4 separate regions of the Homo sapiens genome follow, and all the other regions are linked to region 2. A link is a contact called in ENCODE Hi-C or POLR2A ChIA-PET data. All regions are on one chromosome and are shown on one strand. The core of a region is the stretch at or near the end of the contact, and the rest is flanking DNA. Distances in the headings are between cores, read along the strand shown. Region 1 holds the start of RESF1 (retroelement silencing factor 1). Region 2 holds the start of ALG10 (ALG10 alpha-1,2-glucosyltransferase). Region 3 holds the start of DDX11-AS1 (DDX11 antisense RNA 1). Region 4 holds the start of AMN1-AS1 (AMN1 antisense RNA 1).

Region 1 (6,952 bases), core at 3,501-6,000, 2.1 Mb after region 2:
GTACCCCCAAACATAAAACAAAAGTTAAATAAAAAATAAAGTGGTAAATCTACTTTGGATAATAGCCTGGCAGTTCCTCAAAATGTTAAACAGTTATCATAACCAAGGAATTCCACTCCTAGGTATTTACCCAAAAGAAATAAAAATACACGTCTACATAAACACTATGAATGATCATAGCTGCACTATTCACAGTAGTCAAAGAGTGAAAACGTGTCAAACGTCTGTTAACTGATGGAAGAATAAGCAAAAGTGGCATATCCATACAACGGAATATCTGGTAATAAAAACGAATGAAGTAACATACATGTGTTAACATAAATGAGCCTTGAAAACATGCTGGATGAAAAATATTATGACTTCAATTATATGAAGTGTTCAGAATATGCAAACCTACAGAAGTAGATTAATGGTTACCTAGGGAAAGGTGCGTTGGAGAAAATGGGGAGTTACCACTATTGAGTATGGAGATATTTTGGGGGTAATAAAATATTCTTAAATTGACGTGGTGATGGGTGCACAACTCTGAATATACTAAAAACCACTGAAACTGTACACTGGGTGTAAATGAGTGAATAAATGGCTTATGAATTTTATCTCTAACTATAGTTACAAAAGGCATGCTCTGAACAACTTGAAGCTGCTTGCATCTGGAGATGTCAGGGCTGCCCAGTGGAGGGATGGTCTGCCTGAAAACCAAAGCAGAGGACAGCAGAGCTCAAAGATACAGTGTCCCAAATCTTTAAAACTCTCTTTTGGATTTAGATCCTGGATCCATCAAAACCCAAAGGTTGTGCTCCATGAACTTTTTTTTTTTTTTTTGAGACAGTCTCGCTCTGTCGTCCAGGCTGGAGTGCAGTGGTGTGATCTCAGCTCACTGCAACCTCCCCTCCTGGGTTCAAGCAATTCTCCTATCTCAGCCTCCTGAGTTAGCTGGGACTACAGGCGCATGCCACCACACCTGGCTAATTTTGGGGTTTCACCTGTTAGCCAGGGTGGTCTCGATTTCCTGACCTCATGATCCACCTGCCTTGGCCTCCCAAAGTGCTGGGATTACAGGCGTGAGCCACTGCGACCAGCCCATGGACTTTATTTTCTAAGACAGAGTCTCACTCTGTCACCCGAGCTAGGGTACAGTGGCGCGATCTCAGCTCACTGCAACCTCTGCCTCCCGGATAGCCGGGATTTCAGGCATGTGCCACCACGCCTGGCTAATTTTTTGTACTTTTAGTAGAGATGGAGCTTCACCATGTTGGCCAGGCTGGTCTCCAACTCCTGACCTCAGGTGATCTGCCCACCTTGGCCTCCCAAAGTGCTGGGATTACAGGCATGAGCCACCGCACCCGACCCTGATCCATGAACTTTAAAAGTATGTCATCTAATGAATTCTCCTTTGGGGCTTGAAAAATAATAATCACCTTATGGTTTCTGTTTCTTAAAACTTCACTGGACAATACAATTTCTTTTAATACACTTTGTCATTTTAATCACCTTATTTACAAATGAAACCTTGTAATTTGATACATCAAGAGAATCTTAAGTTACTGTCATTAAATCTTTGCGATCATGAAAACCAGGAGCATAAAATGTATAGTTCCAATCTCACTTGAGATTATTTACCTCAACAGCCTCCAACTTTGCTCTTCACTTACAAGTACACTTAAGGTATTAGGAATAGTGTAAGTATTGCATAGTTGCCACCCAACAAAGCATTTAGAATTCCTCAAGGTCCAAGATTCTTTCTTCACAATCTTCTTCCAAAGTGAATGTTTAACTTGCGTATCTATAGCCAGGGTTAGTCAACTGTTATCCTGGACTTATCTCAAAATGAATACACTCCCTGTCTGTTTTACATAATAGAGTGTGCCTCTAATGGGGGAGGGAGGGAGGCCTGATTAGATTCTTGAAATTCACCTTCACAAATGCTTTTTTTTTTTTTTTTTTAAAAAGACAGAATCTTGCTCTGTTACCCAGGCTGCAGTACGATGGGGTGACTTCAGGTCACTGCAACCTCCACCTCCTGGGTTCAGCCACTTGAGTAGCTAGGATTACAGGCATGTGCCACCACGCCCGACTAATTTTTGTTATTATTAGTAAAGATGGGGTTTTGCCATGTTGGCCAACTTGAGGCCAGGGCTGGTCTCGAACTCCTGGCCTCAAGTGATCTGCCTGCCCCAGCCTCTTAAAGTGCTGGCATTATAGGCGTGAGCCACCACACCTGGCCTACAAATACGTTTTAAGCAACATTAAATCAATTCCCTAAGCATTTGAGCTCCAATTATATCCAAGACACTGATAATCTAGGAGGGAAGAGAGATTCCTGTACAATCACAGAGATAATGTAGAACAACAAAGCTTTGGGGCAAGTTTGTCCTGCCTAGGAATTTGGAGGCATTTTTTATTCCAAACAAGCCTGCAGGTAAATCCAGATGTGGACCAGTAGTGACAGGTACTTCCTAACAAAACAAGACCTACAAAAAAGAGAATCTAAGAGGATCTACAGTGATGGGTTTAATCAATAAAAAGCTCATAAATTTAGAGCTTAAATGAACCAGCTGAATTTCTGCTAAGGCAGCATTACATGTCCCAGGCCACAAAATCTATTTCCTCTAACATGACAATAGCTAACATTTATTGGGCACTTGCCATGCATCAGGAGCTGTTTAACTGTGATATGCATGAAACTCATGTAACTCTACCATAACAATCCTATGACATTAGTGCTTGTCCCCATTTTATAGATGAGAGAACAGGCAGAGGTTTATTTTCCAGGGTTGGCTGAGTGCTACAGCCAAGATCTGAACCAAAGCAGTGTGGTTACAGGGACCATGGTCTTAATCATTAGGTGAGACTTCCTAACACACTTTGTGGTTACAGATGAAAGCCCTGGACATGATCACTTTGGCTGCACGGGAAGCATCCTCCCAGAGTGGTGCTCTGCGCCACATTCCCCTATGTGCCACCAACAGTAATAAAATATAATAAAAACAATCAAATAAACACAGCACAGACAGAAGCAGACCTCTGCCCAGGTAACTTCCACCACAATTCCCTTACCAAAGACCTCTTTCCTTATTTTGCTAAGATTAACAACTGATTTTTCAGTACTATGCCAACAACATTTCTTCTCAAGCTTTGCTGTCAATTCCATTGTGACCCACAGTTTAATTTAAAACCGATGTTGATTCACTGAGCTAGTAATTTTATTCGGTAATAGGTGAATTACTCCATAGTTGAGTGTGAATAACCGCCTGGTTAAATCAGGGCGGGTTTCTTAGAGGTGATACACTTACCGTTGAGCACAACTTTACTCTTTAATTATCGTGTACATTCCCATTTCCCTCCAAACACGTCAGTCCCTCTCCACACAGTGTTTACTTCTTTGGTCCTAGGGACAGCAAGAAACATTTTATAATAAAAGAGCACATGCTAATGTGTTTACTAGATATGACACTGCTGTGCAAAACTGTTTTCTTTTATGGCTGCACTGAAAGCATGCTAAGTTTACTGAATTCTTATTAAGTGTCCTAAGTAACAGAAATAGAAACTAGGTCTGGCCTGAAAATACCATTCACTTAAGTTAGAATTTATGTGCGCTCCTCTAGGTCCGCTATTGTAGTATCACTGCAAAACAATAATACTTTATCTCTGCACTTGTCTTTATTGGATTAATATTAAACAGAAAAAAATCCGACTGCACAGGGGAAAAAACCTAAAACCTTAACATGCATGCACATTAACAGTGACTGAAACATGATTAAAGCTAACACATTTAGCAGAAAAATGCAATCCCCAAACAAGCTCTGCGGCCCGCCTACTGAAATGCACCCGCCCGCCACTAAATGAAAATGCGCCTCAAGCTCATACACATCCTTATGTTAAGACAGTATGCACTCGATGTACTACAAATAAATTGTTTTCACGGAAATGATTCCCCGAAAGTTTGCTGCTGAACTCAGGACCCTAAGGACGTTTGCTTAGGGAATCCGTGTCCCTCGAGAACACCTAAGATGGGTATGCGTTTGTGCATTTAAAAATGCCTCAAGGAACTATTGCTGAGGAACAGAAACCATCGCCGGCGCAGAAGCGTTCGCGGACCACTTGGAGATAGATGCCAGTACAGCAATTCTGTTCCAGGAGGCTTCGGCTTAAGAGGGCCGGGGAGGAGGAGAACCCTCGGGAAATAGCAAAAAAAAAAAAAGATTTTTCTTTTTCACTCCAGCGACAGGAAAGCCTTAAAAACATAAGCAGCTCTCATACCCACCCGCCTCACCAGCCGCGCCTCGCAGTTCGACAAAATGCGTCCTAGCCTTCGCCACTCGCGACCTCTACCGCGCAGAGCCAGGCAATGAGGGAAAACAGCCAGCGAGGCCCGCCCTCCGGTGCAAGGCTCGGCATCCGCGGAGGCCCAGGGCCGGCCCCGGTGCGGCGGGCAGAAGCAAGCGCGGCGGCCCGGCCCAGCTCCGGTGGGCGGACGGCGGGACGCGCGAGCCGGCGGGGCCCGAGGCCCGGGTTCCGGGGCCGCCCGCGACTGCGTCTTTGCCGCAGAACAAAAGCGCTCTGCGCCGCGCGCAGGCCCGGACCGCGAGTGCCTCTGGCTCCCGGCTCCCGGCCCCCGCCCCGCCCGGACCCCGGAAGGCGGAGGGACCTCGGGGTGCTCGTCTCACACTTACCGACAAAGGGAAGAGGACCACCCCGGCAAGCGGGGAGAAAACCGGCGGCCTCCCGGGCCCCAGAGTTTAAGTCAAGTGGGGTCCGCCTCCAGGGGCGGGTCGAGGAGCCAGGCCCAGGATCCAGGAACAGCTACGCTCCGCCTCACGCCCGAGGCGGTGGCTGCGAGGGCCGCGCCGCCGCGGTCCTAGTGCCACCAGAGAAGCCGCGGACCCGGCCCGCAGATAACACCCGGGCTTGCAGAGCGCTTTCATCTGCCCGACGCGGAAATCTCCTGCAGCGATCTTCTACCTTCAGCGTGCATCCGCAGCACCCAGAGGGCACGTTAAAGAGAGATTGAGAACCACCAGCAAAACTGCTGATTCAGTAGGTTTGGGGTGGGGCTGAAAAATGTGCATTTCTAACAAGTTCCTGAGACCGACTGTTGCTGCTGGCCTCAGGACCAATTTTTTCTATAAAGCGCATGGAAGTCAGAGTGCACCCAAGAGATTGTTAACCCTTAAAAAACAGAAAAAAAAAAAAGAAATCAACAAGTTAGAGGCAAATAAGTGTGAAAGAAAGTGGATAGTCTATTTGGGGATTCTGAAAGTCCCTGAGGAAAGTTGACTTTGGAGACCAGATCACGAAGCACGACCTCTTAATTGCCGACCTTTTGTTATAGATTAACTCCCTTATTTTCTTGTTCCCAGCTCAGACCAGATGGCATCTGAGATAAAATACGCATTGAATAAGATAAATGACCGCTTGACTATTACATCCTTAATGTGGAATGTTAAATAGACCCTTCCCAAAAAGAAACACTGCCTTGAACCAATCAAATTGCTATGCGTTAACCTTCTATGGAAAATGTTGACATCCTGTTAAGCTTCCCAGACCCTGCCTGTGTAAACGACCCTCAAACTTCTCCCTTTCGAAGCACTGACCCCCATCTTTTGGAGTCTGTGTCCTACCGGGTCGCCATCCTCAAACTTTGCACTCAAATAAACCAATATTTAATCATATTGCCCGAATCTCATTATTAAGGTTTACGTAAGCGTTTACTTAGTAATGAAGGTTGCAACCAGGATGGCAAATCAGAGATTGTGCCACTGGAGAGGGGCAAGGGAGCTTATGTTTATAGGAATTTATTTGTTACATAAATTGTCAGATTAGTTCATTGGTGAATTAAACGAAGAAGTCTTTAGTCATTACTAGAAGAGTGCGTTTGCGTCTGTCAGAAACAAAACAAAAAAACTACATACAGAATATTCTTTCTTTTTTGGGGGGGGGACGGAGTCACGCTCTGTCGCCCAGGCTGGAGTGCAGTGGCACGATCTCGGCTCACTGCAAGCTCCGCCTCCCAGGTTCACGCCATTCTGCTGCCTCAGCCTCCCAAGTAGCTGGGACTACAGGCGCCCGCCACCATGCCCGGCTAATTTTTTGTATTTTAGTAGAGACGGGGTTTCACCATGTTAGCCAGGATGGTCTCGATCTCCTGACCTCTTGATCCGCCCGCCTTAGCCTCCCAAAGTGCTGGGATTACAGGCATGAGCCACCGCGCCCGGCCAGAATATTCTTAAAGATTGGGGGTGGCCAGGTGTGGTGGCTCAGGCCTGTAACCCCAGCACTTTGTGTCACGCGCATCCGTGTGAAGAGACCACCAAACAAGCTTTGCGTGAGCAACAAGACTGTTTATTTCACCTGGGTGCAGGCGGGCTGAGTCCGAAAAGAGAGTCAGCAAAGGGTGGTGGGATTATCTTTAATTCTTATAGGTTTTGGGAGAGGCTCCGCGGAACAATGTTTTGCGGGCAGGGGGTGGATCTCACAAAGTACATTCTCAAGGGTGGGGAGAATTACAAAGAACCTTCTTAAGGGTGGGGGAGATTACAAAGAACCTTCTTAAGGGTGGGGAGAATTACAAAGAACCTTCTTAAGGGTGGGGGAGATTACAAAATACATTGATCTGTTAGGATGGGGCAGAAACAAATCACAATGGTGGAATGTCATCAGTTAAGGCTATTTTCGCTTCTTTTGTGGATCTTCAGTTGCTTCAGGCCATCTGGATGTATACGTGCAGGTCACAGGGGATATGATGGCTTAGCTTGGGCTCAGAGGCCTGACAGTTTGGGAGGCTGAGGTGGGTGAATCACTTGAAATCAGGAGTTTGAGACCAACGTGACCAACATGGTGAAACCCTGTTTCTACTAAAAATATAAAAATTAGCCAGGCGTGGTTGTGGGCACCTGTAATTCTCAGCTACTCGGGAGGCTGAGGCGGGAGAATTGCTTAAACCCAGGAAGCA
Region 2 (7,429 bases), core at 2,256-4,755:
ATAAAGACACATCAAATACGCAAAAAGAGTAAAAAACATAGATCCTGCTTCTGTATAATAAAGGAAGTTAAAAAAATAAAGTGTTGGAAATACTGCTAGTGTTAATGTTGACAAGACTCTCTGGATACTTGAGGCAGCCTTGGAGGAAGAAGAAACACAGATAAAATTATTTTCATGACAAAAAATGCTATTTCTGCTTACCTAATGAAGAAATTTATTTAAAAACTACTCAACTACTCAAACCTTCTTTAAATAAAATTAATCAATATTAATCTTATCTCTGGCTTTGCAAAAACACAATATACATTTATAAGAACACTTCCTGGTACTTTTTATGTATACCTATCAGTTTGGAGACCATGTGTATGCCAAATCTTCTATAGCTTAACACAATTGGAATCAGGCAATGATTAGTTAAGGAGTTATTGAGTGCAAGATACTAACTAAGTTCTATGTGGACTATGGAGATAAATAGGACACGGTGCTGGCTCCATTTCCCTGAGCTTATGTTTTAGTGCCTTCAGTAAGGATTCACTTAGCCATAATGAACCACTTTCCTTTAAGGAAATCCTTCATAACTCTACACAAGGGAGAATATAAACATGCATATGGTATACTACCATACCCAGACTTACTTTTTCAAGATGAAATTTTCATGATGAAATAACAGGTATTTTTCTGAAAAGTGAGCCTGTCTAAAGTTATATATCTTCTTTTGGCCTTTCTGACATGCTGTTTCAGAATTTGAAAGTGTTCTTATGTTCTTGAATTGTATACTCCACTTAATCTAAATCACCAAATCAGACCATGCCATTTCCTTGATTAAAATTAAGGTCTTTACATTACATGCTAAAGTTCAAAGTCCTCTCTGTGACACATAAGGGCATTCATGACCTACTTCTCTAGCCTTACATCCCTCTACTTTTTAATCCTGTAATTCCAAGACCAATTCCCTGCAACTCGTTGTTCAATGCCTTTCTTCCTTTTCTTATGTTGTTTGTCTCCCCAGGATTAATTCCCCACCCTACACAGCCCTATCCGTTCATCAAGACTCAGCTCTGGTACCATCTTCTCTGTGAGGACTTACCAAATGCCACATACTCCCCTCCCTCCCAGAAAAGCAGTAAGTGTTCCCCTGCTCCTTCTCTGTATCCTCATAGCATCTTATGTTTACCACTCTATCATAACTGACACTACTGAAATCATCTCTTAAGGTTAAAAATAATTATTAGAGTTAATATTTACTGAACCCTTACTATATCTCTGGCACTGTTCGAAGCATCTTCCATTTATTAAGTTTCTTTGTTCCTTTATAACAGTTCTATAAGGCAGATTCTATTGTTATTCTTATTTAATACATGAAGACATGGAGCCACTAAGGGTTAACCTGTCCATGGTAACAAAACTGGTTAAGTGGCAGGGAGAGAATTCTAACCCAGGCAATCTACCTCCAGGGCCTGCACTGTTATCACATCAAAAGTCCTCAGGTAAAGTCTGTTTTCCCTAATGAATATATACGTTTTACAAGAAAAAGACTGCCTCATTTATCTCTGTAGTCCCAGTCCCTAGCACATGGAATAAGTTCAGTAAGTATTTATTGAACTGGTTTGACTCACTTAACAAATATTTACTTCAGATTTTACAAATAAGTTATTCAAGTATTTAAATACGAATTTATTCTAAAATGGAGATGGAGGATTTAAATTTACCTTTACATAATATACAAAAATACAAAGTTACAAAGTGTTAAAGACATTTTTCACCAAATCTCATAAAACTAATTCATTGTAATTGTGGACCTGACTACACATAAACTTGTAATTAAGTATTTTGAAACATACCTTGTTTCTGGGTTGTACCTTGCAGAAAAGCAAATATAGTAAATAGAAGTTGCCAACACTGAAGAGAAGATTAACAAATCTGAGCATCCCAATGGAGCAGACAACATGTTCAGACCATCCAAAGATCCAAATGGCAGGTTTGATCACTCCAATTGACACCAGGTACAAGCCAGGTAATGTAGTAATCATGGGATCCCACTTTAAAATGAAAGAAAATGAAGTAAAAGCAAGAGGTAATAGGAACAAGACAGGCACAAATATGTCAAGCCCAAGTCTCATCTCCAGCAACAATCAGAAATTTTGAGAAGTTATTCTATGACAAGATTAAGTAAGTCCTTGGCAGAACAGGATTCGTTTTTCTTATTTTTTGCCCCCGGACCAGCTTAGTGATGGTTCAGGTAGCAGCAACCAATAAACAACAACAACTTAAAATCTATTTCTATTTTCCAAGAAATGTTCTTTAAAAGCCTTTATTTTGATAAATAAACTGCAAATGTTCCAGTTTTTAAAAGCATGGAAACATTGTTTGGGACTCTTAAGTTTAGGAAAACATTTGGACCACAGGCTCCATGATGACAGCTAACATAAACTGAGACAGAAATTGTTGCCAAACCCTCTGTATTAACGTTACAATATGCCCTATAGTAAAGATTATTGTCATTTTGCAGATGAGTAACCTGAATTTCTGAAACTCAGAACATCTCCAAGATCACAAAACTAGTAAATCACAGCACCAAGATTTAAGATCAGATCTTTCTCTAAAACAGACTTTATATTTCTAGCCAGTACCCTATATTGTGTCACCAGAGAAGCAGGGGATGCTTATTTTGATATTTATATGTACATACTTGCACAGTCAAATATATACTCAAAAATGATGTGACTTGACTGGTTGCCAGTTTATCCAGTTAACAGTTCACTAAAAATACCCAGGGAAGGAATTTGTGATTATAAATTGTCACTTTTTGGTAGCTGAAGATCCCTCCAGTCCACCCTATCCCACCCCTAAAATGCACAGTGAGGTGCTTGACAGGTGAGCTAAAGGAAAGTTTTCTGGTATTTCCAAGGAGCACCCGAATGCCTTTAATCCTAAAACAAGGAAAGACAAAGTGGGATCGATATCGTCAGCTGCCAAGAGGAGGGCTCAGTTCCCCGTTGAGTATTCTCCCAGATCACTCCTTCCTGGAGGACAGATCTGCTGTTTATTCATTCATTTAATAAATATTTCACAGATCTCAGAGACAGGAACAAAAGACTATACCCAGTTTCTTTCATGTTCTGAGGCTTGAGGGGGTGGAACAGGACGAGTGAAGTCTAAGGATGGGAGGACGTGGGGACGCTGGGACCTCTCAGGCCTCTCCTGGGGTGGGGACAGGTTGGGGACCCCACCTGGGAAAGGGAGAAATGGCCCTCACAGTAGCGCTGCGCCTGAGGCAGGTGGAAGATCTCGTCCATGTAGGGCTCTCGCAACGCCCGGCTGAAGGCGGAGAAGAGGAGGCAGGATACTAAAAAGGTACAGCTCAAGGCGGCCGAGAAATAGTAACCTTCCAGCTGCGCCATTCCAGCTCCCACAGCCACTGCCCAAGAACCTACTCCTGGAAAATTCTGAGCCTGGAAACCCGAGCTGGAAACTTGGGCTCGAAATGGGCGCGCTAGGCGGGACTAGCCAGACGGGGCCACATACCGGAAGGCAAAGGATGCTGGGAGAGCGCGGATCCGGAAAGATCGGGTCGCTGTTTCCCGGAGTGACGGGTTTAGATAACGGACCGGATGATTACCCTCTCAATCGCATTGCCCGGGGCGCACAAAGTGTCAAAACTTCCGGAAGGGGCGGGTCTCGGATTTCGCCAGCGCGGGAGGTGCGTGGCTTGCTGCTTAGAAAAAAAAAAAAAAAAAAAAAAAAAAAAAAGCCGCTTCTTAGCTTGGATCTTTTTTCCTGCTCACTTCCATCACTTACCAGAAGGTGGCGACGTTTCCCCACGTTTCCAATTCCAAGCCCTAAAATGGACACATTTTTTCCCCCGTTATTTCTGTTATTTCTCTCCAGTGATCCGAATTAATTAAACCCTCAATTCCAAGACATTTCATTCCATCAACTTTGGAGTGTAGGAAGGGTGCGTTGGTTGTGATAGCAAAGACTGAGAGTTTTAGATGAAAACTTGAAGAACCAGAGACCCGTCAATGCCGAATGAACTTCAGTGAGAGGAGTGTTTGTTCGTTTGTTTGTTTAGGTTAAAAGAGAACTCTTTCAAAATGTGGATGCTCTCAGAGGATTTAGTTAAATTGACATTCCTAGTGCACTTTCATAGTCATATTACCCTGTAGGATTTGGAAAATACATATATATTTTAGAATTCGGGATGTTTTAGGTGTGCCTGTAAATTTGGTTGTTAATATCTGTAAGGCAGCCTTCTGTTTTTCCTACTAAATCATAAGCGTGAACATCTTAGTGGGTGGCATTATACATCCTTTATGTTTGTAGTCCCCAAAATGGCTTTCACACAGTAGGCACTTAAATTTGTGGACTTTTATAGGCTGTGTAGACATCATCAAATTCCTGTATTCTGGGATTAGGTGCTGGGGGCAGGAGATGAGGTAAATAATTTGAAGAATGCCGAAGATAAATTATGTGTTGTAATTTTGTCTTGAGCATGGTTGGCCATGTTTTGTAGAAAAACTATTTCTCAGGTAACCTCAATCAGGTTGCCTTTGGCAGGAATATATCAGAATTTAGGCGGGATTTAAGGTTGCAAACCTCAGAGTTCTCAATTGAGCTCTTTTTCTGGGTTAAAACTAATTCAGTATTTCTAAACTTAAGAAAGTTTCTTAAATTAAGCTGACTGCCTTTCCATTCTGTCTCTGCCTGTTTCCTCAATGATAAGAGGAAGTAGTGGTGAATGAGGGCTGGGATGGGAACATTTACATTACTGGAATAAAGTCATGTGAGGATCCTACTCTGATGTGATGCTTAGCTTTGTTTTAACCATTATCTCCCATTTTATTGTTGAGTCCATGCTGTACTTATCTGTTTAAGTCACTTGTAACACATCTCCAGATGATTCAGTCTTCAAGAGGTTGATGTGATCTACAAGTAATTAGCTCCTGACCTGTTGACCTGCTAAATCGTGTTATATATACTCTGCAGCTTACTGACCCACCCTAGAAATAGTGGGTCGTTTTTAAAGGGAGTAGAACAAGACTAGACATTTATGCTCTCCATTTTTCTTCATAACAATTGCCACCAATAGTTTATGTTAAACATTTGACTCCTATACATGCTGCACACATCCCTTTACATAAAATGGAAAGTTTCAAGGAAATATGGGGTTCTAGAATGGGTAGGGATCTTTATTAATAATCTACTTGACTTCATGTTATAAAAGAAGTTGGTTTTAAAAAAATGAATGATTTACCTAAAATTACATAAAAAATTAGTGTCAGAACCAAGTGTAGGAATTAGAAAATCAGACCAAGAGTAATAAAATAACTTCATAGCCTTATAGGTTAAAATAATCTACAATGTATACTGAACTGAATGTTTCACTAGTCCCAATAACTTTACATTTACATTCCACTCTCCTCTGTTTCCATACACCAAGTTGAAATACAAGTTTCATCTTTTAAAAAAATGTTCATGTTACAGACTAATTACATCAAAATCTGCTGGGGGAACATTGTGAAAAACTAGATTGTAGAGAGCCATCTCAAATCACTGAATAATAATCTTCATATTTGGAAACGATTGATGTAAAACATATTACCTGAGAATGCTAAGAAGCTCCATGGGCCCAGTAGAGTTCTTTGTAGAGTACTTCACTCGTTTGTTAGTTATTTTTACTATCTGCAAATCGATGAAGCTGTTGTCACTTTTCTACTCTTAGATTACAACATCTTTGATAATCTTGAAATGCTTTCCAAAGCTCTGCTCCTAAATCAAGACCTATTAAAATAGCTACCTCTGGGGTTTTAATGAAATAGATTACATATTATTAGACCTATCATTTAAAACTAGATCAGCATTAATTTCAACTTACATTTTCCATTCAGAATTCCAACTGCCATTTTCCATAGATGTTTGTGAAAAAGAGTCATTAGGATGAGCAATCCCATTGTCATTGCACATCAACTATTTATTTGTGCTACTTGAATTATGATAAGTAAGTTATGGCAGAAAAATGGGCAATTTCTGTTGGGGTTCTAAGGATAGGTTGTTTTAGCAAGAAATAAATCTTTTTTGTTTATAAGCCATTAAGATTTTGACTTTATTTCTCCTGTATAACCTAGCTTACTTTGATCAATTAAGACATTCCTAATTTGATGAACTCGCATAACATTGCATATACTTAACTGTTTGAAACAGCCATATCTGAACAGTGAATTTCCCCAAAGGCTGTAACTGTAATAACTTTGAAGTATTAGTCCAAGAAACACCCTGCCTCTTATTGCACCCCTTTTCACTTGTTGCTGAATGAAAACATTGGCCACTTGCTAATCAGAGTGACGGTTTACTCCTTTCTAGGTGACAATTCGTTCTAGCTACAGCAGAGTACTGCACCCTGGGCCAAAAATCACAGATGATAAGCTCTAAAATGCAACTATACCCTTGAGGTCAATCTTAACATATCAATTTAAAATCTATATTTTAAAATTAATGAATCAATTAAAAAAAACACACACATTTTAGTACAAAAGCATTAGCAAGTATTTTAGCTCTACTGAAAATGTCTTGAAGACATTGTATAGGGGACTGGTTAAACCTAAGTAACACACACACGGAGAGACCCTTCTAAAAAACAATAATATTTATTTGGGATTGAGCATTACAGTTAGAATACAATGAACATAGGGAGGTAAAAGAAGACAAGGGATTTTAAAAGAAAAATGAAGAGGGTTACATAAATTGCTTTGAGACAATTATCCTTGGTTACAAGGACTGGTAGAAAGGGTGGCACCAGTTTGAGGTTGGACAGGCAGTTGCTGGGCAAATGTCCTCACAGAAGTAATTTTTTGTGAGATTGTGGTGGCCTTTGTGCAAAGTTGTGGTTTGTGCAGTCTTTTGTCGTAGTTCCTGTTGTCAGGCATACACGCATATAAACCCTCCCTTTCTGGTCTTCCTTAGCTCCATTTTTCAGGGTTTTTATGCAAGTGGCCCCATTTTGATTCTGATAACTTTCATAGAACAAATCTTTCTGGTTTGTGGCAGACTTTCCAGTTTTACCCTTGAAAGTCTCAGGCCAGGTAAATTCTGTAGTATCAGACAAAGAGAATGGTTGGTGATATGGTTTGGCTATGTCCCCACCCAAAATCTCACCTTGAATTATAATCCCCATAATCTCCATGATCCCCATGTGTCAACAGAGAGACCAGATGGAGGTAATTGAATCCTTGGGGCAGTTTCCCCGGTGCTGTTGTCATGATACTGAGTGCGTTCTCATCTGATGGTATTGTAAGTGTTTGATAGTTCCTCCTGCATTCATTCTCCTTCCTGCCATCTTGTAAAGAAGGTGCCTTGCTTCCCCTTCGCCTTCCGCCATGATTGTAAGTTTCCTAGGCCTCCCCAGCCATGCTGAACTGTGAGTCAGTTAAAC
Region 3 (6,650 bases), core at 964-3,463, 2.9 Mb after region 2:
ACTCAGCTCGGGCCTTGCACTTGCTGCTCCCCTTGGCCTGGAGAAGGAGTCCTCCTCAATATCCAGGCTTTGGCTCACCTCCTCAGAGAAGCCTCTCCGGCTGTCTGGCCGCTGGACAGTGGTCAAACACCACCCCCACTCCTCACCCCCTAGCTTGCTCTAAGTCACTTTTAAAAAATCACATTACTCTGTATTTAATTTATTCATAGCTCTTAGCACCATCTGAACCTATTTATTCTTCCTCACTGGAATATACGTTCCATAAATAGAGGAACCTTGTCTGTCTTGCTCTTCTCTGGCTCCAGGACTCAGAACTAGGTGCTTCGACACCTCATAGGCATTCAACAAAAATCTGATGAACGAATGAGTAGCCAGCCAGACATCGGGGCTGTAAGTGAAGGTTTCTCTTCCGAGGCTGGGTAACGGAGGTCCCATGACTTGAATACCTATTAGTTAAATGGCCAGTTCTTTAATGGTTTCAAACCGTTTTCAGATAACCCCACAAAAACCCTGTGTGGTATTTTTATAAGCTCTATTTTATAGAGAAAGAAACTGAGACTCAGTAAACTTATATGACTTGCCCAAGGTCACTCAGCAAGTGCTTGAACTCAGGATTTGAACCACATCTGCCAGACCCCCAAGCCACCTGAAACTTTCTATCTCCTCACTTTTCCTCCCACCAGGATAAGTGGGATAAAAAAGACAGACTTGGTTACCAAACTCTAGAATGACAACACTAAACAATACAGAAGAAACGTAAGTATTATTTCACTTCCCCATCAGTGGTAATTATGGATCTCATTATTCCAGAAGCAGCACAGGCTAAATCATAGAGGTTTAGATAAATCTGAGTATAACGGATTCACTAAGCCCTATTAAAAACATTTGCAGTGACTTGTTCAGCCCTCTTCAGGTTGGCTGTGTGGAGGACAACCATCACCTCCCAGTGCCAAGGCACACACCAGGACAGCAAAGCTCACGCTCATAAAACGAGGTTAGAGTTGTGAAAGCACTTCAGGAACATATTAGTTCTTAACGTGTTCATTTTCTTCAGTCCCCAATTATCACTCATTACTGAGTACAGACTATTGTTGTGGGCTCAGTTGTGTCCTCCCCACATTGATCTTGGACATCCCAAGCCTCTGGGACTGTGAGAAAACACATTTCTGTGTCTAAGCCACCCAGTTTATGGTATTTTGTCATGGCAGCCGGGGCTGACCAAGACAACTATGTGGCAGGTACTATCTACCGTATGGCCCTAAAATGTTTTAACTTCACACACCTGGAAAGCACCACAGCCCCAAGAAAAAAGCTTTTCCGCACTGCTGTTAAGCCAGGGCCACACACTGCAGTACTGCGGTGCTCCACCAGCTGGAGGATGGCCTGGCCCATAATACCCGCATTCCCACCTTGCTCTGGCCCTGTGTCCCCTCCAACGTGCATCCTGAGCTCGCACCCTGTGTGGAACCCAAACAGCTGCTTATCAGCATTTAAGTCCATTTTTATGACACTTCCGTCAACAATCTGGTCAAGTGCACTCATTCCTGGCCTCCGTACTGTACCCTGCTCCGCCTCGATTCCCGCCCTGGGGGAAGCTAGACTCATGCAGCTAACTTTATCGGCTCTGGGCTCTGATTGCCAAGTTTAGGATCCCAGCTGTATCCTTGCTAAAGTTAGCATCGCTGGGGCTCAGTTTCCGTAAGAGACAGGTGGGTTACAAGCGCTCACTCACTGTTGCAGTGTCTTATCTACGTAAGATAATCCATGAAAAGCTCAACACAGCTGGGCCAAATCTAAGACCCAGACACGCGGCTGCTGTTAATGCCCACTTCTGCGCACCGCCCAGTTCCACCGCAGGCACAACCTTCCTAGGCCTACCCGTCCCCACACAGGGGTTCCCGCTTGTCAATCACGCTGGCCCGGCCCTCCACTTCCGGAATGTTTTCCCGCTCCGGACGGGCCACCCACCTTTGCAAATAGGGGTCCGGCGCCGGAACAGACGCCCAGTTTGCGATTTCACCAGTCTGCCCTTCCTCGTCCCGCTGCTCCTCGTCCTAAGGAGCTCTGCTGCCACACAGCACTGCGCTCACCTTCTTCGCCGGCAGAATTGCTACGCTGAAAGCCAGGCCCCGGGAATCAGGGCAAACGCCACTGAGTTAGAAACTGGCGGGTCCCCTCAGTGAAAGGCAGCCGGAACAACCCCCGCCGCTGCGCATGCGCACTCCGGGACGCGCGCGAACACGCAGCAGCGAGAATCTACAGGGGCGTGGTTTGCGCACGCGGGAACTGGGATCTCAACCCCAGGGCTAGGTGCCTCCTCCCGCTGCTTTCCGCCAGCTGCGGGGTGTGAGATTAATCCCCGCCGATTAGCGCCAGGTGTACTAAGCGCTGGATGGTTCCCTGACCAGATGAAACATCAGCCGATGTTCTAATGCCGGTCCCCTGGGCGCTGTCCCCGAGAGGGAAAACCTGTTTTCTGACCCCGGCTCTAGTCGGCCTCTGGAGGTCTGCAGCTGGGTTATTTTACCTTTGAAACGGACGACACCTGCCCCGTGCACCCCAGCGGCTCCTCCACACGGAGAGATGGTGTCAGTCAAAGGCCGTCTAGATGACGAGTTTATGAAATTGTTCCTGGCCCGTGCCGGGCACGACCTTGCAGAGAGCCCAGAAGATGAAACCCCAGCCCTGCCAGGAGCTCACCTGCTAATTAGGAGGACAACGAATCACCTCACCTCCCTAGACTTTGCTTCTCCTTTATTCAGTGAGGGATTGGACTAGCTGGTCCTTGAGGACTTTTCAGAAAGTCTGGTTCTGGGAGATGACCAATGGGATCATCTTATGCTATGAGCTTTCCTGGAATGACAGGTAATTGGTGCGCCTTCCCAGCAGGGTCAGGGAGAGTTGCTGGGACTTGAAGGAAAGGCTTTTGGGGAGAGGAGCCAGTGTTACAAACTATCGAAAAGCTTGGAGGTGGGAAATTTACAAAAGGTGATTCCAGGGTCAGCTTTTTTGTCACCTGCTTCCGACTTCGGCAGTTTGGAGAGGGCGAGTAAGTAATACCCTTCAGGGTCTTGGGATGTGGCCCAGCAAAATCCTTAGAGGGACTTTGAAGTCTTAGTTTTAAGTTTAGAATTAATGGGCAGAGTACTTAAATAGCCATTTCTCCAAAGATGTATACAAATGGCCCACAGGCCCATAAAAATGTTGCATTCCACCCTATAACATGTTTTTGCATAAAAAAGTTTTAAAATAACTGTTGTCTGGTAAATTGACACCTCTGGAATAGAATGTATGCTAGGTTTTTTACCCTACTGCTTCAAACCCCATCCTACACACACACTCCTAGGGTGTGCATCATCCAGTTTAAGAAGCACCCTTGGAGAAACAAAGTTGATAGTGTGTCCAGAATTGATGGGTTCTTGGTCTCACTAACGCAAGACTGAAGCTGCAGACCCTCGCGGTGTTAGTTTTTAAAGGCGGTGTGTCTGGAGTTTGTTCCCTCAGATGTTCCGATGGGTTTGGAGTTTTTTCCTTCTGGTGGGTTTGTGGTCTTGCTGGCTCAGGAGTGAAGCTGCAGACCTTCGCCTGAGTGTTACAGCTTTTAAGACGGCATGTACTGGAGTTGCTAGTTCACCCCGGTGGGTTCGTGTATCTCACTAGCTTCAGGAGTGAAGCTGCAGACATTTGCAGTGAGTGTTACAGCTCATAAAGGCAGTGCAGACCTAAAAAACAAAAAGAACAAAGCTTCCATACTGTGGTAAGAAAATCCTAGTGAGTTACTGCTGCTGTCTTAGGGCAGCCTGTGTTTATTCTCTTCTCTGGCCCCACCCACATCCTGCTGATTGGTCCATTTTAGAGAGAGCTGATTGGTCTGTTTTACAGAGAGCTGATTGAGCCGTTTTGACAGGGTGCTGATTGGTGCGTTTATAATCCCTGAGCTAGACACAAAAGTTCTCCAGGTCACCACTAGATTAGCGAGATACACAGTGTCGATTGGTGTATTTACAAACCGTGAGCTAGACACAGAGTGCTGATTGGTGCATTTACAAACTTTGAGCTAGATACAGAGTGCCGATTGGTGCATTCACAATCCCTTAGCTAGACAAAGGTTCTCCAAGTCCCCACCAGATTAACTAGATACACAGTGCCGATTGGTTCATTCACAAACCCTGAGCTAGACACAGGGTGCTGATTGGTGTGTTTGCAAACCTTGAGCTAGATACAGAGTGCCCATTGGTGTATTTACAATCCCTTAGCTAGACATAAAGGTTCTCCAAGTCCCCACTAGACTTAGGAACTCAGCTGGCTTCACCAAGTGGATGCGGCAGCGGGCAGCAGGTGGAGCTGCCTGCCAATCCCGCGCTGTGCACCGGCACTCCTCAGCCCTTTGGGGGTTGATGGGACTGGGCACCGCGGATTAGGGGGCGGCGCTCGTCGGGGAGGCTCCGGCCGCGTAGGAGCCCATGGCTGGGGCGCCGGCAGGCGGCTCAGTCATGGCGGGCTGCTCAGTCATGGTGGGCTGCAGGTCCCGAGCCCTGCCCCGCGGGGAGGCAGCTAAGGCCCGGCGAGAAATGGAGCACGGCAGCTGCTGGCCCAGGTACTAAACCCCTCACTGCCCGGGGCTGGCGGGCCGGCTGCTCCGATTGCGGGGCCCGCCGAGCCCACGCCCACCGGGAACTCGCGCTGGCCCGCAAGCGCCGAGCGCAGCCCCGGTTCCCGCCTGCGCCTCTCCCTCCACACCTCCCTGCAAGCTGAGGGAGCTGGCTCCGGCCTTGGCCAGCCCAGAAAGGGGCTCCTACAGTGCAGCTGCGGGCTGAGGGGCTCCTCAAGCGCGGCCAGAGTGGGTGCCAAGGCCGAGGAGGCGCCAAGAGCGAGCCAGGGCTGCGAGGGCTGCCAGCAGGCTGTCACCTCTCAATAGGACGTGAAGGTCGGTCGGGGTCTGGTTGTAGAAGGCTTTAAACAACAAGCTAATAAATTTATACTTCACACTGTAGACAAGTTGCAAGTCACTGAAACATTTTTAAACAGAGGAGTGGATTTGCAAATGCAGTGTCTTGGAAATATTAAGCTGGAAGCAGTGTGAAGGATGGTTTGGTGGGGAGAGACCAGAAGCAAGCAGCCAAGTTGGGTTGTGCAGTAAACCAGGCAGTGCAGTAGAGGCTTGGACCTCAAGAGTGACAATAGACATGGAGAGGACAAAGGCCGTACCCACCAGGCTGTAAATCTGCATTGTGTCCCTCCATCCTCCCCTCGCTTCTGCCCTGGAGGCTTATATTTAGAGAGCTGTACTCCTAACGTGAGGCCCTGGGCTTTGTCTCAAAGGTAAAGGCAAAAGTTCCTTATGTGGACTACCTCTGCATTTGTTATTAAACAGCCTTAGATGATGCCATTAATTGAATGAACTCAGAGGCCTTCTTGATAAACTCTCAAAACTCAGGGCTTAGGAAGAAAAGTGCTTGTACTAATGTAGAAATATTTTCTATAACCGGACAGTGAGAGCTGTAGAAACCCATTATGCATTCTTCTTTGCCTTCACTGCTAGTGATCTCAGGGCTAAATATTGCACATTGTTTTAGTTTTCTTTGGCAAGCATTTTTTAATTTTGTTGTTGTTGTTCTCATTCCTTCTTGCTAATTTTAAGTGCATGTTCTAATAAAGTCTGACTGCCTGGTGGGCAGATCACGAGGTCTGGAGATCGAGACCATCCTGGCTAACATGGTGAAACCCCGTCTCTACTAAAAATACAAAAAAAAAAAAAATTAGCCGGGCGTGGTGGTGGGCGCCTGTAGTCCCAGCTACTTGGGAGGCTGAGGCAGGAGAATGGCGTGAACCTGGGAGGCGGAGCTTGCAGTGAGCCGAGATCACGGCACTGCACTCCAGCCTGGGTGACAGAGCGAGACTCCGTCTCAAAAAAAAAAAAACAAAAAAAAACAGTCTGACTGCCTGGATCCAGATATTCCCCACTCCACCATTCAACTGGCTGGATGACCTTGGCCTATGACTTAAGCCTTCTGAGTCTCTGCTTTTCTCACGAATAAAATAAAGATAATAATAGGACCTATGTTCTAGAATTCTTATGAGATAAATGAGATAATCCTGGTAACATAAAGGGCTTAACATCTTACTTGTCATTGTGGAAGCTTAACAAATGGTAGCTATTACTGATATGAATTGGGTTTGGTTTCAGCGTTCCTCTGCTTTTATTATAAATTTCCTTAGATCCTCTTCTAGAAGGAGAGCATGTAGGAGGTACAAGTTTGTTTTCAACAAGCAATTCTCTTGGGAACTAAGAGTGAGAACTGAGTCACTTCTGCCATAAGGGCAGCAAGCCTTTCATGAGGGATGTACCCCCATGGTCCAAACATTGCCCACCAGACGCCACCTCCAACACTGGAAATCAGATTTCAACATGAGACTTAGGCCAAACAAACCACATCCAAACTGGAACACCTAGGTAGTGGGAAAGGCTCATGAAATGTGCCTGTGCTATAAGAGAAAACATTATCAGAGACTAGATTGTTCTGTCCCCAAAACCCTATATGCCTCACTCTGGAACAGCGCAAGATGCACCCTAATAATATTTACTTCTCTGAACCCCAGTTTCTTGGATTATTATGTCTATCTTGATATATTACTTTAGCTCATTAAGC
Region 4 (6,548 bases), core at 1,382-3,881, 2.3 Mb after region 2:
CTCTCTGAAAGTCTGATTTTCTTGAACTGCAAGTAAAAATGTCTCTCTGTGCTCATATTTGTCTTTGATTTTTATTTTGACATAGGGTTCCTGAACTGATTTTTGGGGGGGGGAATCCTGAAGTTGGACGCACCCAGGGCTGGCTTCATGGGTGGGCAAAATGTGCAGTCACACGGGCCCCACTCTGGGTTTAGTGCTCTGCTATCACCATCTTAAAATTCGTAATTTCTTTGTTTTTTTTGAGGTAGAGTCTCACTCTTGTTGCCCAGGCTGGAGTACAGTGGTGTGATCTCGGCTCAGTGCAACCTCCGCCTCCTGGGTTCAAGCAATTCTCCTGCCTCAGCCTCCTGAGTAGCTGGGATTACAGGCACCTGCCACCACGCCCAGCTAATTTTTTTGTACTTTTAGTAGAGTTTCTCCATATTGCCCAGGCTGGTCTCGAACTCCTAACCTCAGCTGATCCGCCCACCTTGGCCTCCCAAAGTGCTGGGATTACAGGCGTGAGGCATGTGCATTTTAGCTTTCTAGATCAGGTGAGGGCACATGGACAAATGGCTCAAGGGTCAAATCCAGTCCACTGTCTGTTTTTGTATAGCTTGCAACTTAAGGATGGCTTTTACATTTTTCAGTGGCTGAAAAAGATCAAAAGATGAGTATTTCATGACAGTTGAAAATTACATAAAATTCAAACTTCAGTGTTTAGGATAAGGTTTTATTGGAACAGAGACCCACCCATTCATACTGTCTATGGCTAATTTTAAGATACAAGTTGAATAGCTGTGACCAAGCCAGCATGACCCACAAAACCTAAAATATTTCTTGTTTGGCTCTGGGAAGCTAAAAGACAACAAAGAAAGAATTCTCCAAAGATACTGAGTTTCTTTGGGAGTGAACAAAAAGAATTATAATCCAAGATGTACAGCTATGGCAAGCCACGGGTCTGGAGAAGGGAAGAATAGGGGGAAGATTTTACTGGTAAAGGAGGGAAGTTCACATAAACTCTTGGAAACTAAGTTGATTGGTTCCCAAGGCTCAAATCAAGAATTGGAGTCCGTTCATTGGTGGAGGTCCTGCTGCTGGGCCAAACGTCCTTTCGACAGTATCTTATCTGAACTGCTGCAGTTTTAAAGAATATTTAGCAATAAATCTTGTCATAGAAATGTGCGCATATTTGCAAAACAAGCAAGTTGTGCAAAACATTAAATGCATGAAAGATGTGAAGAAATTGTGGGTTTTTTGGTTTATTTTTTAAAGTCCTTGAGGCAGTTCGTTCTTTCTTTTTTTTTTTTTTTGAGACGGAGTCTTGCTCTGTCGCCCAGGCTGGAGTGCAGTGGCACGATCTCGGCTCACTATAACCTCCTCCGAGTTCAAGCGATTCTCCTGCCTCAGCCTCCTCAGTAGCTGGGATTACAGGCGCCCGCCACCACACCCAGTTTTTTTTTTTTTTTTTTGTATTTTTAGTAGAGACGGGAATTTCACCACGTTGGCCAGGCTGGTCTCAAACTCCTGACCTCGTGATCCGCCCGCCTCGGCCTCCCAAAGTACTAGGATTACAGGTGTGAGCCACCGCGTCTGGCCTTGAGACAGTTCTTATCTCAGACATACAAGCATGAGTTTCCTTCCTTTCTGGTCTCTAGGCTCCAATTTGTCTGGGTCTGACAATAGTTACTTCTCCTGGAATCTGCAACTTTCAGAGCACTTTATGGAAAAAGTCGGCCAACCCCTGCCCTACACTCACTCTTGATCACTCTCCAGTGTAGCCATCCCAAACTATTTGCAGACCACCCTTTTCTCTCTGATCTGTATCCCACCCCCATGGGTGCTTCCATAGAACTAACCCCATCTAAGCATTTAACAGTTATTCTAATTGCCCTTTTACTTGTCTGACCCAAGTGTTCGCCACTCAATCCTCAGCACCCAGCACGATCCCTAGCCCTCGTTCAGCGCTTAATAAATCCATGTTGATTCAATGTGTAGCATCCTGAACAGGCAACAGCAGTGGGTTCCAACTTTCAAGGAGCTTAAAAAAGGAACTCAGCATACAAACAACAGACTAATCTACAAGGAAGAATGAGGGGGGTGGAGGGAGCACTAAAAAGCAGCAAGTACTCTGCAGCAGAACCAAAGATAAAATTCCACCTAAAGGTGCCCTTTCTTCAGGATCCTTCCTAATTTGAATACAGGTTCCCTTCTCCTCCATGACGAAATTCTTAGTGAGGTTACTTGTTGGTACGCAGTGTCCTCATCTGTAAAATAAGGCTAAATAATTACGATTTCACCGGATTATAATGAATATGGTTAAGTATTGAACTAAGGCCTAGAAAGCACGTAGCTCAGTGCACGCTTCCTAGAAAGTGCTCAGTAAACTCGGATCCTCTAACACGCTCCGTTTGATGTTAATGGAGTCCGTATCCGAGCGGGTCTCCAGTGTGCATCGCCAAGGGTATGGCCCAGCATCCAACGCATCCTTTTAGTAAGAGTAGCGACTTCTCAGCGCTCCCTTCGCCCCAGGAGAGTTCTCGGCTCGCGGCGTCGCGGCGGGGCTGCGCGCTGGGCTGAACTCCCAAGAAACCTCCTGCAGCTGAACCGGAGCAGACGCCCGCCAGGTGAAAGAACTACAACTCCCGTCACGTTGCATCCGAGTTTAGGGCCTCTTTATAGTTTATCACACCCAGCCTCTTCCGCGCAGCCCTCAGTGGCTCCGCCCCAAAGGGGGCTCTCTTCTTTCCTTGTGGAGTCCGAAGCGTGGCCACGCCCCGGTCACCGGAAAAATCCGTGTGACGTCACAAAAACCTACGCGTCGCGCGGTGGGCGGGAGTTGGCGGACGGTCCCTGGCTGGGTTCTGGAGGCCCTGGGACCGCGGAAGAGGCTTCAGACGCTGCAGCGATGCCTCGCCCACGGCGGGTCAGTCAGCTCCTGGATCTGTGAGTCTACCCTGTCCCGCCTCCCTTCGCGCCGCCCCAGCACCTCCTCCAAACGGCCAGGCCCTGCGCTGCTCTTCCTCCCCGCCCCTTTCCCACCCCCCCCGCCGACCTCTGAAGAGGCCCCGCGTGTGTTTCTGTCCCTGGGTTCCTGATCTGTCGTTTCCTGGCTGAGGACAGTTGTGCAAAGTGGGTCTCTTGGCGGGCTTGCCCCTCCAACACTCCGCTGCGCGATGAGCGTCCATTCCTCCGTCAGCCTTGACAGCTCGGCGCCCCGGCTGTTACTGGCAGTGGCCTCTCTCTTAGCAGCTAAAAGCCTTGGTAGAAAAAAACACAACGCTAGATGAGGTTCTCAAAAGCTTCTAGCAGAATTCCACCCCTGTAACTGGAATAAACATTGACAGACCCTGGGATAAAGGTAACAAAGTGGTTAAGACCACGGATCCCTGGCTGAGATTGCTGGGTTCAGCCCCCGGCTCTGCCATTCACCAGCCACGTGACCATGGACCGGTAACGTAACCTCTCCCTGTGCCTAGGTTCTTTATCTATAAAATTTTTGTGATAATAGCACCCATCACATGGAGTTGTCCTGAGGGATAAATTTAAAACATGTAAAACCCTTATAAGGATGCCCAGCAAATAATAAACACCACTAAGTGTTATTGTTATTATTATTTCCTACCAGAAATTGTACGGAAATGGAAGTTACAAGGGCAATTGCGTCTCTCCAGGAGCTTTCAGTCCGTTAATATTGCCATGTAAAAAATAGACATCTTAAGGATAAGGAGAACAATCTCCTTAATCTACTGAAGGCTTTCTGAAACAATGGCATCTGATATTTTACATTAAACTTGGGAGGCCGAGGTGGGAGAACTGCTTGAGCTCAGGAGTTCGAGACCAGCCTGGGCAACGTGGCGAAACCCCGCCTCTACTAAAGATACAAAAATTATCTGGGCACGGTGGTTCACGCCTGTAATCCCAGCACTTTGGGAGGCCGAGGCACTTGAGATCAGGAGAGTTGGAGACCAGCCTAGCCAGCACGGCAAAACCGCGGCATGTACTAAAAATACAAAAATTAGCCAGGAGTAGTAGTGGCGCCGGTAGTCCCAGCTACTCTGGAGGCTGAGGCAGGAGAATCGCCTCAACCCAGGAGGCAGAGGTTGCAGTGAGCTGAGATCGCGCCACTGCACGCCTAGGCTGCTAGGCGACAGAGCGAGACTGTCTCAAAAAAATAAAATAAATAACTATAATATATGTAGAATAATATCACAAGCGGGAGAGTAACAAACTTTTGAAATTTCTAATAAGGAAAAGAATAGGAGAAAGCTTTGTCAAGGGGGTTATTTTTGAACATTGGTAGTATCTGACGGTTGCAAATGGGAGGAAATGTATCGTAGAGAGTGAAATAAAAAGAGTAAAGGTTTGACAGGCAGGAAAGGTAGAAATATGAGAGAAGACCAGAAAGTAGCGCTCCAATGTGAATGGAAGATACAATATGAATAGCACAGTAGTGAGACATAAAGCCAGGTCATTGGGAATAGAATCTTAGGGACCAGGATGAAGTAAGAGCATTTCCTCTTTCAGTCATGGGGAGCTATCAAAGGTTTTAGAACTGTACTGTGAGCAGAGAGAGATTTGAATTAGGCAGAAGTTGGAAATAGGGAGACACTTAGAAGACTGTTACAAAATCTTAAGAGGTGAAGAGCCCAAACCAGGAGACACATGAAGATGTTCTTTGCAGAATTATTTCTGGTGGCATGGAGCTGGAATGGGAGAGTTACCATGGAATATTATGCAGCTGTTAGAAAAGCAAAGGGTAGGCCAGGCATGGTGGCTCACACCTGTAATCCCAACATTTTGGGACCCTGAGGAGGGTGGATTGCTTGAGGCCAGGAGTTGGAGACCAGTCTAGGCAACATGGCAAAACCATGTCTCTACCAAAAATAAAAAGTTAGCCAATCTCATAACCTGGTCTCAAAATAAATAAATAAATAGATAAATAAATGAAAGAAAAGCAAAGAGTAGATTCATTTGGATAGAATTTTAAAACACAGTGCTTAGTGAAAAAAAGAGGAAACAGACTAACAATGTTAAGAAAAATTCTTCAGAACTTGGGGCTAAGACAGGGATGACTACATGATCTTCATTGTCATGCTAGAGTGTGGTCCCTAGGTAAAGGTCCATATTTGCCCTTAGAACCTAATTTTGTACCCTTCTGGGACAAGGTACAGTCTGAGACTGGCAGTTGGTCAGCAAGCTATTTCTGGTTTGTAACAAAGTAAGAAGCTTGAGCCAGACTAGTAATTAAGTGTGTCACTAAGCACATTATTTAGTCCAGCTGATGAGGCTTTCTCCATGAAGGAAACAGGGCTTGGTTTATGTTCTTGCATAAACTCCTTATCTCCTCACTGACCAGCACTTTAACACTGCTTTAGAGAATCCTTTGGATCTGGGACATGAATAGTTTTGAATAGAGGGACCGAGGAAAGAGAAGAATTAGAAATTACTCTTTTAGTTGGGGGCCGTGGCTCACGCCTGTAACCCCAGCACTTTGGAAGGCTGAGGCAGGTGGATCACCTGAGGTGGGGAGTTCGAGACTAGTCTGACCAACATGGAGAAACCCTGTCTCTACTAAAAATACAAAATTAGCCGGCCGTGGTGGTGCATGCCTGTAATCCCAGCTCCTTGGGAGGCTGAGGTGGGAGAATCGCTTGAACCTGGGAGGCAGAGGTTGCGGTGAGCCGAGCTTGCACCATTGCACTCCAGTTTGGGCAACAAGAGCGAAACTCCGTCCCCCCAAAAAAAAAAAAAAGAAATTACTCTTTTAGTTTTAGCTTCGTTGACAGGTAGAATGGTGATTAGACTATTATGGAGGAAGAAGTGTCTTACGGGGAAAATGAATCAGAATATCCAGTAGAAATATCAAGCAGGCAGTTAGAATATAATTTTGAATCTGAAAGAAAGATCAAGGATTAGGCTGGGTGCAGTGGCTCATGCCTGTAATCCCAACACTTTGGGAGGCCGAGGCAGGTGAATCACTTGAGGTCAGGAGTTCGAGACCAGCCTAGCCAACATGGTGAAACCCTGTCTCTACCAAAAATACAAAAAAAATTAACTGGGCATGGTGGTGCACATGTGTATTCCCAGCTACTTGGGAGGCTGAGACAGGAGAATTGCTTGAACCCAGGAGGCGGAGCTTGGAGTGAGCCAAGATGGTGCTACTGCACTCCAGCCTGGGCAACAGAGTGAGACTCCATCTCTAAATAAATAAATACATAAATACACAAATAAAATGAAGAGAGATCAAGGATTGAAACTAAGATTGGGGGTATAACTTTGTAGATGATAGGAAGCCATGGTTAAGTTTAAAAGAGGGCTATAGAGAGAAAAAAAGAAAGTCAAGGACAAAATTTTATGTAACACTTACATTAGAAGCAGTCCATGTTGCCAAAACTCTTTTATTTGTTAGATCAATTCACCATATGATGATTTGGCCAAATAGTAATAGGTTGTTTCTTTTAAGTATAAAACGTAGAGCAACTATTATTGGTTGGGATATCCACCCGTCTCCCCAATTGTTTTACAGCTTTTAAAGATTATAAGTTTTAGCTGACTTCTTTTCATTT

What was found. Hi-C counts contacts between places; a loop is a spot of excess contacts on that map. ChIA-PET counts read pairs that join two places held with the same protein, here RNA polymerase II (POLR2A). Pooled maps may share reads with other maps.
Region 1: a map of CD4-positive, alpha-beta T cell shows a loop between it and region 2 (8-fold over the local background). The contact joins the promoter of RESF1 here to the promoter of ALG10 in region 2. A Hi-C loop is called at or near these places in 2 of 168 maps with a recorded cell type or tissue (CD4-positive, alpha-beta T cell and CD8-positive, alpha-beta T cell) and 15 of 50 pooled maps. POLR2A ChIA-PET finds 5 or more read pairs at or near these places in 1 of 52 experiments (activated CD4-positive, alpha-beta T cell).
Region 3: a loop to region 2 is called in a map of B cell, with 21 times the contacts of the local background. The contact joins the promoter of DDX11-AS1 here to the promoter of ALG10 in region 2. A Hi-C loop is called at or near these places in 3 of 168 maps with a recorded cell type or tissue (B cell, CD4-positive, alpha-beta T cell and naive thymus-derived CD4-positive, alpha-beta T cell), 1 of 37 single-sample maps with no recorded cell type and 14 of 50 pooled maps.
Region 4: a loop to region 2 is called in a map of CD8-positive, alpha-beta T cell, with 19 times the contacts of the local background. The contact joins the promoter of AMN1-AS1 here to the promoter of ALG10 in region 2. A Hi-C loop is called at or near these places in 3 of 168 maps with a recorded cell type or tissue (CD8-positive, alpha-beta T cell, naive thymus-derived CD4-positive, alpha-beta T cell and sigmoid colon) and 14 of 50 pooled maps. POLR2A ChIA-PET finds 5 or more read pairs at or near these places in 3 of 52 experiments (T-cell and activated T-cell).

What each region holds. Positions count from the first base shown.
Region 1 is chr12:31,957,213-31,964,164 of GRCh38, reverse strand. RESF1 (retroelement silencing factor 1) reads right to left here and starts at 4,750. Exons shown (of 6, transcript NM_018169.4): 1 at 4,674-4,750; 2 at 3,294-3,388. It overlaps LOC105369725 (a long non-coding RNA gene), which reads left to right and starts at 4,861. Exons shown (of 2, transcript XR_931503.2): 1 at 4,861-5,037; 2 at 5,361-5,672. RefSeq lists enhancers at 610-1,110, 5,832-6,625, 6,629-6,952 and silencers at 2,037-2,096, 4,440-4,779.
Region 2 is chr12:34,018,572-34,026,000 of GRCh38, reverse strand. ALG10 (ALG10 alpha-1,2-glucosyltransferase) reads right to left here and starts at 3,505. Exons shown (of 3, transcript NM_032834.4): 1 at 3,231-3,505; 2 at 1,842-2,039; 3 at 1-138. The coding sequence starts at 3,401. RefSeq lists silencers at 3,499-3,685, 3,599-3,748.
Region 3 is chr12:31,069,410-31,076,059 of GRCh38, reverse strand. DDX11-AS1 (DDX11 antisense RNA 1) reads left to right here and starts at 2,213. Exons shown (of 3, transcript NR_038927.2): 1 at 2,213-2,865. DDX11 (DEAD/H-box helicase 11) reads right to left here and starts at 2,200. Exons shown (of 27, transcript NM_030653.4): 1 at 1,969-2,200. RefSeq lists enhancers at 956-1,485, 1,346-1,505, 2,036-2,145, 2,018-2,549.
Region 4 is chr12:31,725,348-31,731,895 of GRCh38, reverse strand. It overlaps AMN1-AS1 (AMN1 antisense RNA 1), which reads right to left and starts at 2,631. Exons shown (of 1, transcript NR_198987.1): 1 at 692-2,631. AMN1 (antagonist of mitotic exit network 1 homolog) reads left to right here and starts at 2,875. Exons shown (of 7, transcript NM_001113402.2): 1 at 2,875-2,925. The coding sequence starts at 2,888. It overlaps LOC105369722 (a long non-coding RNA gene), which reads right to left. Exons shown (of 3, transcript XR_931497.3): 3 at 3,006-3,239. RefSeq lists enhancers at 2,367-2,566, 1,962-2,594, 2,607-2,956 and a silencer at 3,007-3,086.